2 separate regions of the Homo sapiens genome follow, and region 2 is linked to region 1. A link is an interaction called in ENCODE POLR2A ChIA-PET data of the cell type or tissue named here. Cell type or tissue: Caco-2. All regions are shown on one strand.

The links. ChIA-PET counts read pairs that join two places held together with the same protein. Peaks named below come from ENCODE experiments on the same cell type or tissue, not always from the same donor. Only the 100,000 strongest peaks of a DNase experiment are listed, where the experiment ranks them.
Region 2: POLR2A ChIA-PET joins it to region 1 with 21 read pairs; 24 of 35 experiments call an interaction of 5 or more read pairs at or near these places.

Annotation. Positions count from the first base shown.
Region 1 is chr17:43,575,066-43,583,065 of GRCh38, forward strand. No RefSeq gene overlaps it. Among named protein-coding and RNA genes, the nearest start is that of ETV4, 33 kb to the left of the region's middle. RefSeq lists enhancers at 1,556-1,850, 3,914-3,963, 3,944-4,561 and a silencer at 1,721-1,840. In Caco-2, a CTCF peak has its summit at 1,734 (motif pointing right); DNase peaks (open chromatin) are centred at 1,726, 4,116, 4,696 and 7,566; H3K4me3 peaks cover 224 bases.
Region 2 is chr17:43,664,353-43,672,352 of GRCh38, forward strand. It overlaps LINC02594 (long intergenic non-protein coding RNA 2594), which reads left to right and starts at 512. Exons shown (of 4, transcript NR_184089.1): 1 at 512-647; 2 at 5,237-5,288. RefSeq lists enhancers at 1,294-1,819, 4,139-4,638, 5,213-5,736, 5,737-6,258. In Caco-2, no CTCF peak of the experiment used is centred here; DNase peaks (open chromatin) are centred at 1,149, 1,339, 3,919, 6,069 and 5 weaker places.

The sequences.
Region 1 (8,000 bases):
ACACAACCTTTTGCTGGTGAACTCTCTGTCCAGTGACTACATGCACCCTTTATTATTATTATTGCTATTGTTTAATCTTTGAGTTTTACAGTCTCTCTTTAGAAACGGGAGTCACAGAGCCACGGTATTTATGTCATCTAGATCAGCCGACTGTAGGGGAGATATTGACAATTTCCTGGTCTATTTGGGACAGTTCCAGGGCCCACAGGTGGGTGACTGTGCTTCAAGAAGCCACAAAGCTCACACGAATCAGCTAAGATTAGCTTAGCTAAGATTAGCTAAGCTAAGATTAGTTGATCACAGATACATATCCCCAGATAGAGGTAAAGGGCATCCTCACAGCTCCCCCCTTCCTTCTCTCCTGCTGCTGCCCGTGTTGCTTATGGGAAGTCAGCTGTTATGGGGATAGGAGTGGTTAAATGCAGTGGGGGTTGTGAAAGATGTTCTAATATGTTTGTGGGGGTTGCTTATAAGCAATTTTATGAATATATAATTTTTGGAACTGGGCTGGTCCTGTTCCTATAACACAGGAACGCACCAGGAGAATCACTTTTCCTAACAGTATGAGAACCAGATGGGTCTCTGTCTTCATTCACCCCCTCAGATTGGCCATGGACTCTGGGAGGTTGGTGGGGGGTGTTTAGTGGTAAAAGAATAAATTGACAAATATGCCCCAGACACAGGAGTCGAGTCCCTGGTTCCTCTGAGTCATGAGTTTACGCCTTTTTTAGGGTCTGGTGGTTTTTCTTTGGCATTTCAGGGAGCATTCAGAAAGCACTGATGTGCCCTAAGTCAGCATGGTGAGCCCAGAGGCTAGGGTGAGGCTTCCTCCACTCCCATCCCAGGAGTAGGGCAGGGGTGTTCCTTAGAGACCTCGCTCTCTCATCCCCTTCAACTCAGTGACCCCCTCAACTGCAGAGGCCTGTGAAGATGGAGCCTGATGTAGCTGAGGATAATGAATACTCATTCCTGGGCAGGCCGCCTGAGCTCTAGAGTTAGGGGAGCTTTCTCGGAGTTTCACGGTCATCTCGTTCTAGCTGTGTGAAACTGGGCATCACTTTACCTCTCCGAGCCTCAGTCTCCTCATCTGTAAAATGAGGGCCGATAATATCTCCCTCACAGTGTTGCTTTTAGGATCAAACAAGACAAGGTATGTATAACATATTTATCGTGGTCACTGGCACAAAAAAGGAGCTTGGAAATGGTAGGTTTTTTATTATTTATTTATTTATTTATTTATTTATTTATTTATTTATTGAGACAGAGTCTCACTCTGTCACCCAGGCTAGAGTGCAGTGGCATGATCTCGGCTAACTGCAACCTCCACCTGCTGGGTTCAAGCAATTCATTTGCCTCAGCCTCCCAAGTAGCTGAGACTACAGGCATGTGCCACCATGCCCTGCTAATTTTTGCAGGGTTTCACCATATTGGCCAGGCTGGTCTACAAACTCCTGACCTTGTGATCTGCTCGCCTCCGCCTCCCAAAGTGCTAGGATTACAGGAGTGAGCCACAGCGCTGGGCTGGAAATGGTAGTTCTTTTACTCTTCCAAGACAGGGTCTTATTTGCAAAAACGAGCATCCTATGTTACAAGCTGTGAGTGAGGGATTTTTTGAAACAGAGTCGCTCTGCTGATAGGAATGCGTGTCCGTTGTAGAACGGGGTGGGGTGGGCAGGGGGCGTGTGTCCCTTGGGCTTTGACCACAGGGTGCCAAGTCCAGAGGTCTGTCGGGAGTTGTGTGCTGCTGCCACAAGGTGGCAGTGTTGGCAAACAAACCACATCCTCCACTGCTACGAGGCCTAGATGGGAAGAATTTTACCTCCAGTTTAAATTCTTTTTAGAAAGGGAATACTTAATTCCATGATTCTACACCTTGGGAATGGAGGCCCACAGAGGGGAAGAGCTTTGCCCAATATCACAGAATGAGTTGGTGGCAGAGCTGTGCCCTTTATCTGGGACTCCTGACAGTTTATTCATGAAACACGCATTTGCCATACTGCTCTTCCCTTAGCTTCATTCACATCCTTGGCTTGGGTTTGGGGGGTAGTGGGAATTACTTGGGGGCTCCAGAGTCCTTGGTTCAGTCTTTGCATCTCTGTTTTCAGTGGAGCTAGTGGGACCCAAAAAGGTTTACATGATTACCTGAGATAAATTGTGGGATCCCAGAGTCCCCAAGATCTTGACTCTATATCCACACCTCACTTAACGGTTTATCAGTATCCTAGTGACAGAGGCGATGAGAAACCCATGATCTCCCCTCCACCACCCCCTCCCCAGCAATAGCTTGTTATTCCCTTAAGTCCAGGGTGAATGGGTGGGGTGGGCTGGGCTGGTTTGTCTGCTTAGTCCCAGGATTAGGAGGACCCCGTCTGGCTGTGTTTGTTAAGGAGGCAGCCTGAAGTGCATTTGGCTTCTGCTACATGTCAGGAACTAGGTGAGTGCTAATCTCCTGACCCTCGTTGAGTAACTGGGAGAAGATTACACCCAACTCCCAGCTGAGGACGTTGAGGCTCAGAGGGGTGAAGTAGCTCATCCAGGACTTCCTGATGCTGAGCCTCTTCTCTTAAGGAGTTGGCCCAATAGGGTGAGGAGGGATGAGATGGCCCACCTTTATGATCTGTGTCCTCAGACCAGCTTCTTTGTCCTGCCACAGAAAGCCCCCTATGAATAGAACCTTCTTTGCACAAACTCCTTGCCTCCTGCCACTTCACCCCCTCCCCATTGCAGCTTCCCACGAGTTCCTTTCCAGAGCCGTCGCTTGCTGAATGGGTTGCTAGTGGAAATGTGGTTTTCAAATTTGGGAAATCTCCATTAAGTCCTTTTATTTAAGGAGGATGTCATTATCGCGCCTCCCTGAGGACTATTACGGTTCTATTAGGCAAGGCCGCAGACTTCCTAGGTACTGTCTGGGGTCTGATTCCTGGGCAGGAAAATGCAAGACAGGAAGAAGGGGAGGGGGGTTCAGAGAGAGAACAGAGGCTGGGGAGGGGAAGCAGAAAGAAGAAAGGAGGAGAAAGAATGAAAGAGAATGCGGGAGGGAAAGAGAAAGGAGTGAGGAAGTGACAGAGGGAGAGGCAAAGAGCCCCTCACCCCCCAGGCAGAGGAGAGAGGGCAGAGGAGACCCTGGGCCACTTGGCCATCCGACAGTCTAGAGGATTTACAATGAAACTGGACGCGAGCTGCCCGGAACTGGCTTCTCTCTTTCATTAGAGACAGGGGATCCTGGGGAGTTCTTCATGCCTTCCGGCTGCCAGCCCACCTTGGGGCCTCCACGTTCAGATTTGGGAGAGGCCTCAGTGAGGGCTGGGAGGGAGGAAGAGGATGCCCAGGGAGGGTGGTTCTGGAAACTAGGTCTGAGCTCAGTTGGCCCAGAAGGGTGTTGGCCTGCCTGACCACTCTGGTGAACATAATGTTTTCCCATTCTCTGCTGCCCCCTCTAGAAGGCAAGCTCCAGAAAAGCAGACCTTCTCTCTGTTCTGTGTTCTCTCTGCTCCCAGTCACTAGAACAGTGCCAGACGCATAGTAGGTGTTCCATAAGTGTTTGTGGAGAGAATAGTAAATAATAGAAGTGGAAACAATTCCACTGCTTCCCCATCCTCTCCCTTGCTGCATTCAGAGCAAAGGTGGATGGACCTCCTCTCTGTTCTCAGTAAAGGCTTGTGACCCTTTACACACACACACACACACACACACACACCCGGGCAGGAGGGTCAGGAATCGCATGGCAAGCAGCTGACACTGGCTTGGCCAAATGAGAAAGGAAAATATATATGCCCCTCCTGGGACCTTCTTGTTAGGGGGTTACCATCTGCGGGCTGCCTGCTGGAAGTGCTTTAGCCTCTGGGCAGGAAGGCTGATGTTCTGCGACAAACATCCTGGCTGGGAAATCCCCTGGCCCGTAGGTCCCTAGGGCCTGGGCAGCCTCCTTCCACGCCATCCTGCCCTCTTCAGACCTTCCCCTGGCTCCTGGGCCTGAAGCCGGGCCACCTCTCTCTGCCTCTGAGGGGCTCCCCCGTGAGAGCTAGCCCAGTGCCCCTGGGGCGTCCCCTCCCTCGGAGCTCCTGTGCTGAAGTGATTAATGAGGCAGGGACAAAGCCTTTCTTACCAGCTGTGTCAACATGCCCCTTACCCCGCGGCCCTGCTAGCTACAGGTATGGGGAAGCAGCCCCCCACCCCCACACCACTGCCCTAGGCAATTGCCTCCTCCAAGCCTGTTTGCCCCTTACCTGGGCTCTCTTCAGGGTCCCAGGCCTCCCACTGGGCCATCAGTGTCTGATGGTGATGATGATGATGATGATTTTATGATGCTTACAGCACTTGATGTTTGCTGAGAGCATGACTCTCCTTTTTCTCAGCTCCTCTTTCCAGCTGCCTGAGCCAGGGGATCAGGTGTGGCTGTCTTTGGGTGACGGGGAGCAACTGGGCTACAGTTGCTGGGACTGATACTGCCTCCTCTGTGAAGCCTTCCCTGATCACCTCTAGCAGGCTTTGTGTCTATCCCTCTCCTCCCGTCCCTTTGTGTGTGGAGCTCGTCTGTTCCCCTCACTGCTTCCTTAAGGGAGGAGATTCCTTCTCTGGGTATGCATCTTTGTACCTCATCCCTCTTTCCCCACACCTCCATTCTCAAGACAGCCTAGCACGGTGCTTGGCGCGTGCTATGTGCTATGATAAATACTTATGGAATGAACCAATGACTTGTAGATCTGGAATGATCTGGAATTCCATGGCGTAGGTCTGTGTTGTCTGTGGTTCTGCAGACTGATTACCTTGTGTTTGATCTGTCTCAGACCTGCCCAGGACCACACATCCTGCCTCTGGCCCCAGCTGGTCTTTGTGGGGTTTCTAGTGGTTGCTGCCCAAGGAACTCTGTTGGGGAGGACGGTGACCTTGTGCTGGGGAGGACGATGACCTTGTGCTGGGGAGTGGTGAGGGTGCGGTGGGGATTCAGAAAGCTGGAAGCAGCCACATGCTTTTTTTTTTTTTTTTAATGAACATTACATTTTAGAATAATGTTAGACCTATAGAAAAGCTGCAATGATAGCACATAGTTCTCATATACCCTTTACCCAGTTTCCCCTCATGGTAACATATTATGTAACTCTGGTACTTTTGTCAAAACTGAGAAATTAACGTTGGTACATTACTAGTAATTAACTCCAGTCTTCATTTGGATTCCACCAGTTTTTCCATTAATATCTTCATTCTGTTCCAGGATCTAATCCTGGATACAGCATTGTATTTAGCCTGCATGATTTTGAAGATGGTGTTTTATGTAATATGCATGCAAGTGTTGCTCTCTTCCTTATAACCTATCCGAGTTGTTTTTAGGTAAGAATAAAGGTTCTCCCTGCCAAACATTTCAGTAAAATATTGCCACCATGTTTATTTATTGTGGCTTTTTAGACTGTGCTGCATACTGCCACATGCTCTGTGGAGGGTGAAGCACCATTTTCAAAGGACAGTCTTAGGCCGGGCATGGTGGCTCACGCCTGTAATCCTACCACTTTGGGAGGCCGAGGTGGGCAGATCACTTGAGGTCAGGAGTTCGAAACCAGCTTGGCCAACATGGTGAAACCCCGTCTCTACTGAAAAAAATGCAAAAAAATTAGTCGGGCGTGGTGGCGGGTGCCTATAATCCCAGCCACTTGGGGGGCTGAGGCAGGAGAATTGCTTGAACCCAGAAGACAGAGGTCGCAGTGAGCTGAGATCTGGAGCGCCACTGCACTCCAGCCTGAGTGACAGAGCAAGACTCCATCTCCAAAAAAAAAAAAAAAAAAAAAAGACTCTAGGCATTTTTTGTATTCACAGCAGTAAAATCTCTGATTGCAGCTCTGATTTGAGCAAGAAGTAGGGATCATTGGCTAGTGTAGGGCTGGGAAGAGCAGAGGGGCAGTGGGAAAGGATGTATATTTGGGGACGATTTGAGGGGTAGAAGGTTCTCCAGGTGGGAGGCGACATGGTGTTTGAGTTGTGAGTGGAATAAATGTCCCGGGGTCCCCTGGTTCACTGGTCCCAGCTTTGTCTCTTCCTATTTGCTTATCTGTCTTTTCACGTGTATCTATTTGGTGCATCACAGTTGGTCCTGCTTTTGCTTGCATTCCTGGTAAACTGGAATAATTAGAGTTAAATTTTCAATTAGAATGTTAGCGGATGTTCTGTTAATAATAACAGTGGCGAACATTCCACCTCACTTTAAGCTTCCTGTGGAGCTAGGTCCTTGGAGTCCAGAAGGGCTGGAGGAGAAAGAAGCCGGAATACAGGAGGGGTGATGGGTCAGCTAAGGTCCCCACTCTTTGGCCTCCTCCACAGACTGGCTCCCTTTGTGGTTTGCACGTCTCTGAACAATGTCTGCTGATGTTGTCTTCCACACACACTGGCTTCTAATTCTCTCTCTCTGTTGCTTAGGCTAGTCTTGAGCTCCTGGGACCAAGGGATCCTCCTGCCTTGCCCTCCCAAAAGTGTTGAGGTTACAGGCGTGAGCCACTGCTCCTGACCCTGGTTTCTAATTATAATTGCCTCAAAAGGTTGGCAGGCTGGTGGGGCTACGGGAGGGTGTGGGAGGTATAGCACTTGGAATCTGGTTTTGGAATTCTTCCTATTTTTGAAAATATAGCCAGTGACATCTGGGAGAGTCCAGCTGAAGGCTGGAGGGCAGGGAGAGGGGACTGAAGACCTTTCCACTGTGCTGGGGACAGGACACCCTGCTGGGTGGGCCTGCGGTCCAAGGTCCAGGACACTCCCTCGGGCTTACATCCAAGGTCTCCCCAGGCCTGGCACTTACTGGAGGAGGCGGGCTCCTAAAGGCCAGCACGCAGTCAGCACACCAGGAGGGCACTGAGCATGGGCATCTCCTGAGCCCTCTGGAGAGGAGGCAACTCCTTTGATCTCTGGGTGGAGGGAGCCATGATGTGTGTAGTGGGGGCAATGGGCATTCACCACCATCTTCTTCCTAATTCTCTGCTACAGATTCTCTTCCTGATCTTCATGCAATAATCTCAAATGTCTATAAGAGGTGATCACTACCATAAGAACCCTTGAATAGTGGTTCAAAGCCTTGTCATTTCCCATCCCTAGTTGTTCCCCCAATTCAGACCATGTCATCAGGCAGTTGGCTTAGAAAGAAACATTTATTTATTTATTTATTTAGAGACAGAGTTTCGCTCTTGTTGCCCAGGCTGGATTGCAATGGTGTGATCTTGGCTCACTGCAACCTCCGCCTGCTGGGTTTGAGCGATTCTCCTGCCTCAGCCTCCTGAGTAGCTGGGATTACAGGTGCCCGCCACCACACCCGGCTAATTGTTTTGTGTTTTTAGTAGAGACAGGATTTCACCATGTTGGCCAGGCTGGTCTTGAACTCCTGTCCTGAAGTGATCCACCCACCTCAGCCTCCCAAAGTGCTGGGATTACAAGCGTGAGCCACCGCGCCCGGCCAGGAACATAGATTTATTGTGCCAGACATGCTTTGGGGTATCGCCTGCTCATTCCAGCCTCTGTAGGAGGGACCAGGCTAAACAGTGTTGGTGTCCTAAGTCCCTGTCTCTGCTCACTGCCCCCAGTGATTGGAGCAGAGGTGGGCAGTTTATCTAAAGACGGCCAACTACAGCCTGGCTAGTGACCCAAAGCCCTGCCCTGAACCAGGAGCTGGGTCAGTCACATTCCTGTCTCAACTGGGAAACAGAAGTTGGACCCACTAGCAGGTGGGATAGTAGTTGAAAGAGATTCCAAGAGGTTGAGGATGAAAAGCCAAAGCCTTATTAAGCCAAAGTGACAAGGGAAGTGAGAAAACAGAGTGAAAGAAGCTGTTGGCAGAGAGAGGAGAACAAGAGGACAGATGTCCAGAGAGAAGCAGAGTGACCACGAGTCAGGGGCCAACCGCCGTCACCCTTCTCAGTGGCTTTCCCATTCCCATTCTGTTTCTAAACTGCTAGCCACATATATCCTTGCCACAAACTCCCCTTTTCCTTGAGGTGACTTAAGGGGACCTCTGTTCCTTGTAGATA
Region 2 (8,000 bases), 89 kb after region 1:
CTATAATCCCAGCACTTTGGAAGGCTGAGGCAGGCAGATCATTTGAGGCCAGGAGTTCAAGACCAGCCCGGCCAACATGGTAAAACCCCGTCTCTAATAGAAATACAAAAATTAGGCCGGGCGCGGTGGCTCACGCCTGTAATCCCACCACTTTGGGAGGCCGAGGCGGGTGGATCATGCGGTCAGGAGATCGAGACCATCCTGGCTAACACAGTGAAACCCCGTCTCTACTAGAAATACAAAAAAAAAAAAAAAAAGGCGGGCGTGGTGGCGGGCGCCTGTAGTCCCAGCTACTTGGGAGGCTGAAGCAGGAGAATGGTGTGAACCCGGGAAGCAGAGCTTGCAGTGCACCGAGATCACGTCACTGCACTCCAGCCTGGGTGACAGAGCGAGACTCCATCTCAAAAAAAAAAAAAAAAAGAAATACAAAAATTAGCTGGGTGTGGTGGCACATGCCTGTAATCCCAGCTACTCGGGAGGCTGAGGGCAGGAGAATCGCTTGAGCCTGGGAAGCAGAGAGGTTGCGGTAAGCCAAGATTGTACAACTGCACTCCGGCCTGGGCGACAGAGTGAGACACTGTCTCAAAAAAAAAAAAAAAGAAAAAGAAAAAGAAATAAAGAAAGAAATCCTTTATGCAAAAGGCAGAGTAAGTAATGGACAAATGTGGCTCCCTTCCTAGCACATCTATTTCTGGTTAACCTCGATGATCCCAAAGGGTGAACCTGGGAATGGGGAGTTCTGAGGAAATTCTACAGAAACAGCCTTGTGAGGTCCTTTGTGGGGGGCACGCTGTGCTGTGGGGGTTCTGGAAGGAATCCGTGGGAGGCTGGGAGGAAGATCTGGCTTGTCAGCTTCCCTAGGAAAACCTTCCCCTGGGCTGGCCGCAGGCTGTAACCGGATTCCTGCTCCACCTCTGCATCTGGCCCAGGGACCTCATGGCAGGGAGGCCCAGCGCCTGGCCCTTTGCCCCTGGACGGGGTGGGCCCTGGGTCATGGTGGGGTGGGTGGGGAGGTCAGGAGGGCCATGGGGAGGGGGCGCGGTGGGGTGCTTTGCCCTGAGAACACAGGCCTCTGGCACCCCGGAGCCCCCGGCAGCTGCTGGCGTCTGTCAGCCACCTTGCGGGGCGCGGCCGGGGGCTGCTGGCCCCTACATCTTCCTGACAGGCCCCTCTTCTGAGGCCAGGAAAAAACAACAACAGTTCCTCCCCTCACGGCAACCCATTTGTTAGATGAAGGCCGGGCACCAGCACCTTTAACCTCCTCAAAGTCAGCGTTTCCCTGTCAAGGCCCCACAGGGCCAGAGACAGAGATGGATGGAAGGAGCTGTGTGTCGAAAAAGCCCTGTGGCCTCATGAGGAGAGCTCTGTTTTCAGGAAGGGAGGGGACCCCGGTTTCTGATTGTTGGGGAGAATAAGGGGAGGAAGAGGAAAAGTGTGAGTCACGAGGAGGTCCCCCAGGGGCGTGGGGGGGCCCAGGAGGGCTTTCAGCCTGGCCACACCTGAGCCATCACGTGGAACTTGCGGAATGTCTCCCATTGTGCGTGGCAGGCAGGCGTGTACTTGGCAGGACAGGGCTGCTTCTGTTTGTGGCCACCCCACCCCCTTGTGCTTGGAGAGGCAGGGTGTCAGGGCAAGGCCCTGGACCTGGAGGCAGAAGACACGGGTTCAAGGTGTGACCTTGCCTGTTACCGGCTGTGTGGTCTCAGGCAAATCACACCCTTCTCTGAGCTTCATTTTTCTCACTGGCAAAATGGAGTTGACAGTTCCGGCCTCACCTGGCGGTTAGGAGGATAAATGAACTGCATCTGAGAACAGAGCTGGCTGACTATAAAGGGTGATGCATGTGAGGAATAGCTTGTCCTTAACTATGCTGAACCACTGGGCAGGACACAGCACAATGTAGGTGAAGACGGCTCATCCCAGCCCCCAGATACCTTCTATGGCAACATAACACAAGGGTCCAAATCATGGCCTTGGGAATTGGGGGCCTGTGGGTTCAAACCTCAGCTCTGTTTTTTTGTTTTTTGTTTTGAGACGGAGTCTTGCTCTGTTGCCCAGGCTGGAGTGCAGTGGTGGGATCTCGGCTCACCGCAACCTCTGCCTCCCAGGTTCAAGCGATTCTCCTGCCTCAGCCTCCCGAGTAGCTGGGATTACAGGTGTCTGGCACCATACCTAGCTAATTTTTGTATTTTTAGTAGAGATGGGGTCTTGCCATGTTGGCCAGACTGGTTTCCAACTCCCCACCTCAGGTGATCTGCCCGCCCTGGCCTCCCAAAGTGCTGGGATTACGGGCATGAGCCACTGTGCCTGACCTCAGCTCTGTTATTAATAAGCTAAATGGCTTTGAGCGACTTGCCTTATCACTTGAGCCTCAGTTTCCTCATCTGTAAAATGGGGATAAACTTCTTCCGTCCGCATGAGGATGCTGAGAGACGTGAGTGAGGTGGTCTATGAAAGCTCTTGTCATAGCCTGGCATGCAGGGGTAACATCTGGATGATGAAGATGATGATACCTGAGATTTTTGCCTTACAGACAACTCCAGAGAGCCCTGTGAAATATTTATATGCCACTGAACAGGGCACAAGATGAAGCCATTAGCCTGCGCTTACATAGTAGAATGTGTGAATCAGATGAGATGCTTGGTCTCTAGTAAGACCTTAAGGGATGGACAGAAGACAGGCAGATTTTGGATATGGTATACGTGGCTGTGGGCTAGCGTGTTTACTACTGGGCCTGGGATGTATTTGGAATGTACACATGTGTCCTTTGCTTCTCAGAACACTTTGAGGCAGCAGAGTTACTACTGCCTGCCAGCCTGCCTCACAGGGTTTTTTGTTTTGTTTTGTTTTCTTTTTTTTTGAGATGAGTTTCACTCTTGTTGCCCAGGCTGGAGTGCAATGGTGTGATCTTGGCTCACTGCAACCTCCACCTACTGGGTTCAAGCGATTCTCCTGCCTCAGCCACCTGAGTAGCTGGGATTACAGGTGCATGCTACCATGCCCGGCTAATATTTTTTATTTTTATTTTTATTTATTTATTTATTTTTGAGATGGAGTCTCGCTCTGTCACCAGGCTGGAGTGCAGTGGTGCAATCTCGGCTCACTGCAACCTCTGCCTCCCAAGTTTAAGTGATTCTCTTGCCTCAGCCTCCCAAGTAGCTGGGACTATAGGCACGCGCCACCACACCCAGCCAATTTTTTGTACTTTTAATAGAGACGAGGTTTCACTATATTGGCTAGGGTGGTCTTGAACTCCTGACCTCAGGTGATCTGCCCGCCTCAGCCTCCAAAAGTGCTGGAATTACAGGCATGAGCCACCGCGCCTGGCCCTGACAGGGCTTTGTAATGCTCAAATAATATGATCCAAGGGTCAGAGTTGAGTAAACTATAGAACATAGTCCTTGCATTCCACCCCAGGGGCCCAATAACGAGGTCTTTCTCTAAATCTCAGAAAACACTAAGCTAAGGGAGGTAAGTTCTGCAGATGGGTTTTCTCTGTGTGTGTGTGTGTGTGTGTGTATACATATATATATACACACACACATATATATATATACACACATATATATACATTTAAACCTTTGGTGCTCTACTTGTCTGCTACCAAAATTGTAGGCAGATGACTGAAAAATGTAACACACAGAATGGCCTGCATAGAAACCTGGCTCTTGGAAGTCATATGAGTCAGTTTCCTCAACTGTAAAGTGGTGGCTCACTGTACAGACACTCAGTAAGCACCCAGCAAATGAACACCTTCCAGGGGTTCTGTATTGGAGTCAGCTGTATAGAATGAAAACAAATGACAAAAGGGGAAACACACAGAGTTTATTATTCTCCCCCATAAAAAAGGCCGGAGGTGACAGTCCAAGCTGAGATGGCCTCTCCCCCAGGCACTGTCTCTCTACTTTGCCCCCCTGCGGCACCTTGTTCAGCTGGCATGTCAGCATTCCACACAGCACGAAGGAGGAAGGACAAATGGACTCTCCCCATCTCTCTGCCCACTGCCCCCCTCCCCACAACCCGTTTAAAAAATAGATATGGGGGGCCGGGTGCGGTGGCTCGTGCCTGTAACCCCAGCACTTTGGGAGGCCGAGGCGGGTGGATCACGAGGTCAGGAGATCGAGACCATCCTGGCTAACACGGTGAAACCCCGTCTCCACTAAAAATACAAAAAATTCTCCAGGCATGGTGGTGGCAGGCGCCTGTAGTCTCAGCTACTCTGGAGGCTGAGGCAGGAGAATAGCGTGAGCCCGGGAGGCGTAGCTTGCAGCAAGGCGAGATTGCGCCACTGCACTCCAAGCCTAGGCGACAGAGCGAGACTCCATCTCAAAAAAAAAAAAAAAAAAAAAATAGACATGGGGGCCTGGCGCGGTGGCTCACGCCCGTAATCCTAGCACTTTGGGAGTCCGAGGTGGGCGGATCACGAGGTCAGGGGTTCGAGACCAGCCTGGTCAGCGTGGTGAAAATCCATCTCTACTAAAAATATAAAAATCAGCTGGGCGTGGTGGCGCATGGCTGTAGTCCCAACCACTCAGGAGGCTGAGGCAGGAGAATCACTTGAACCCGGGAGGCGGAGCTTGCAGCGAGCCGAGATCGTGCCACCACACTCCAGCCTGGGCGACAGAGCGAGACTCCGTCTCAAAAAAAAAAAAAAAATAGACATAGGGTCTTGCTATGTTGCCCAGGCTGGTCTTAAACTCCTTCCTTGAGTGATTCTCCCACCTTGGCTTCCCAAAGTGCTGGGATTTACAGGAGTGAGACACAGTGCCCAGCCTCTCTACATTTTTTTTTTTTTTTTTTAAGACAGACTCTCACTCAGTCCCTCAGGCTGGAGTGCAGTGGTGTGATCTCAGCTCACTGCAATCTCCACCTCCCAGGTTCAATTGATTCTCCTGCCTCAGCCTCCCAAGTAGCTGGGACTACACGCCTGGCTAATTTTTGTATTTTTAGTAGAGACAGGGTTTTGTCATGTTGGCCAGGCTGATCTCAAACTCCTGACCTCAAATCATCCACCCGCCTTGGCCTCCCAAAGTCCTGGGATTACAGGCATGAGCCATTGTGCCCAACCCTCCCTGCCCTGTTTTAAGGAGGGTCCTGTTCAACAATTACTCTACAGACCAATTGCCCGCAACTATATACTTGGCAGTGAGGAACTGCTGGGGAGGCTGGGAGATTCAGCCTATAGGCACCTTGGTGGCCCTAATAACTCTTTTATCTTCTTCTTCTTCCCCATCAGAACCTGTTCTCAAGGAAAAGAGCTAAGGTAGGCTGCCAGATAAAATGCTGAGGTAAGTCTGTTCCAGAAAATATTGGGACATAGACTAAAAAATTGTTGTTTGTTTATCTGAAACTCAAATTTAACTGAGTGTCTTCTTTTCCCCCTAAATCTGGCAATCCTAATCCAAGGCTAAACTCATTTTCAGGACGCAAAAGGCTCTGGCCTTACCTTTTGAGTCAGGACGTTGCACTTTGACAGAAGGCTCTGGAAGGAAACTTTAAAGGGAGCCTTCCAGAGGGAAATGCGGTGTTGGGGTAGGTCTGCCTTTGGCTATGGGCTTTCTGGCTGCCGGAGGGCCCAGGGTCCCCCAGGAAAGCCTTCTGTGGAGGTCTTTTGAGAGAGACAAAGCAGAGGGGTGGAGGAAGGGCGGCTCAGGTGGAAGGAGTGAGGACAAAGGTGAGTGCCCCTGGGCAGGAAGTGCTGAAAGAGAGAAGGAGGGAGGCCACCAGGCCTGGGCCTGGAGCCAGCCTGGGAGACTCCCAGCCGCCCACTTCTCGGGGCCTCCCTTTTCCAGCCCCTTGCTTTCGAGGCAGCAGTGCCATTATTTGGGGAAACCAGCTAACCAGATAGGACAGCAAACCGGGGATTTATGTGGTGTGGGAACAGCTCAGGTTTCCCTCCCTGTTTACCCAGCAGTATTTTTTAAAACAGAAATCAGCGTGTGGGTAACCGCAGCTGTGAGTTACTAGCTCTGGCTGTGAGGGCTGGGGTGGGGGGAGTCTCTTCAGAGCCCTCTGTCCACTGGCCTGGGAGCTACTGAAGGAATGTGCCTCTCCCCATCCCAGGCCAGGTGGAGAAGGTGGCCCTGCGGAAGTTCCCAGATCACTGCCCACCTCACCCTTCCCCTCCCGACGAAGGCCAGCACACCTGGGGGAGGTGTGATGATGGTTCAAGGTCTAAAGCTTTAGAGATCAGTCAGTTTAGGGGTCAGAACCCATGGAGCCAGGCAAGTAAACACAGGTTCCCCAAGCCAGCTGGGAGGGAGACACCTGGGTGCCTTTGATGGGAGAAAGAGGGGGCCAACAGCTACTTGGCACTGGCCAATTTTCCCTTGCATGAACATGGGCCCAGTGTAACCAACCATATCTTTCCATTTGTCAAAAAAAAGCCATATTTCCAGATTTTTTATAGGCAACCTGTCAACTTTTAAATGTTGGCAATGAATTCAAAACACTGCCATTCAATTAAAAGCAGCCCAGAACATGGCACGACTGGTTCTTGGAATACCAATCTGCAATCTCTGATCTTGTCCAACTCTCTCTGCTCCCCATTTTACAGATCAGGAAGCTGAGGCCCAGAGAGGCCTAGGGACTTAGCCATGGCTGCAGCAGTTGTTATTGGGAATGCCATGAGGCCAGGATGCCTGTTATGTGTTCTTTGCCCAGCCTAGCAGTTTGGCTGGCTTGGCTATGCCAGAGGTCTCACCATGCAGTTCTCAAGTGCTTCCTGAGCATCTCTCATTTGCATAGACATGACATTTACAAACACATCCATCATCTACTTGATTCTGGCAATGACACCGAGGGAGCAGAACTGGCATTAATCCATTTTTTTTAATGGTGAGAACACTGAGGTTTGGAGAGGCTGGTGACCTGCCAAAGTCACAGTCCTAGAAAGGGCTGCAGCCAGGGCCTCCAATTACAGATCAAGGGTTTTTCCACCCCCAAACTCAGTCATCTCGTAAAAACGTCAGGCTCCTTGGGGAATACAGCTTGAGATGGATAATCAACTCCTCCTAAAAGGGAACCATAAATGGATGAGATACTTGGGTAAACTGAATATTCTTTGTAACTTAAAGTTAATTGAAAATCCATAGGTTATCAATTTTCCAAGCAGGAGAATAAAATAGAAGGTATTTCAAAGAGCAATTATAGTAGGCATGGCTTAATCTTTCTTTGATGATTCTGAAGGCATTTCAGGGGAATGTAATGCCTTAGGGCATCATTATGAACACCAATAATTACTGTGTAGGGCTGTGACGCAAATTCTCATCAATCCCCTCCTGGCTGTCGGGGTGTTTTCAGAGAGGATCATGCAGGGAGTGTGAACGTGTGCCTGTCTGTTTCTTGCTGCTCTCTCCGCCTTTGTCAATTTCAGGGTGCTGTTGTGGAAAATGCAGTGTCCCTGGAAGGGGGAGGTCACTTAACCTTAATGAGCTTCTGTTTCTTTATTAAAATGGGGTAATGCAGACTCCTATACTCACTGTCAAGGTTTTGTGGGGCTCAGATGTCAGTGTCAGAGCAGGAAGAAACTTTAGATCATGATATGCACCAGCTTCATTCTGCCATGGAAAAATCTGAGGCCCAGAGAGGTTAGGAGCCTCGTCCAAGGTCACCCAGCCAGGGAGAGGGTGCTAGAACCTGGGTTTTCTGCTTCCTAACCTCTTTCCTGAATATAACACTATGGAAGAAAAAGATCTGGAGGAACGGAAAGATGAACACATGATTACACATGCAAACAATACTGGGGTCTCTCTGATCAGAGAAGGTGTGATCTTCCAGCCTCAGGAGAGGGGCCATCCAAGTCCTGGAGGAGGTGAACCCCTTAGTTCAGGGCTGGGAGTAGCCTGGGGGCAGCAGAGACACTGCTGTGAGGTTTATAGTTTCATGACTGTCAGAGCTTTTTAAAATGTGGTAATTTTAAGTGTGCAGCCTCCCAGGGTCTTTCTTCTTTTAATTGAAGAAATAAACCATCTCCCCTAAGGCATGCTTGGCGAAGGAGA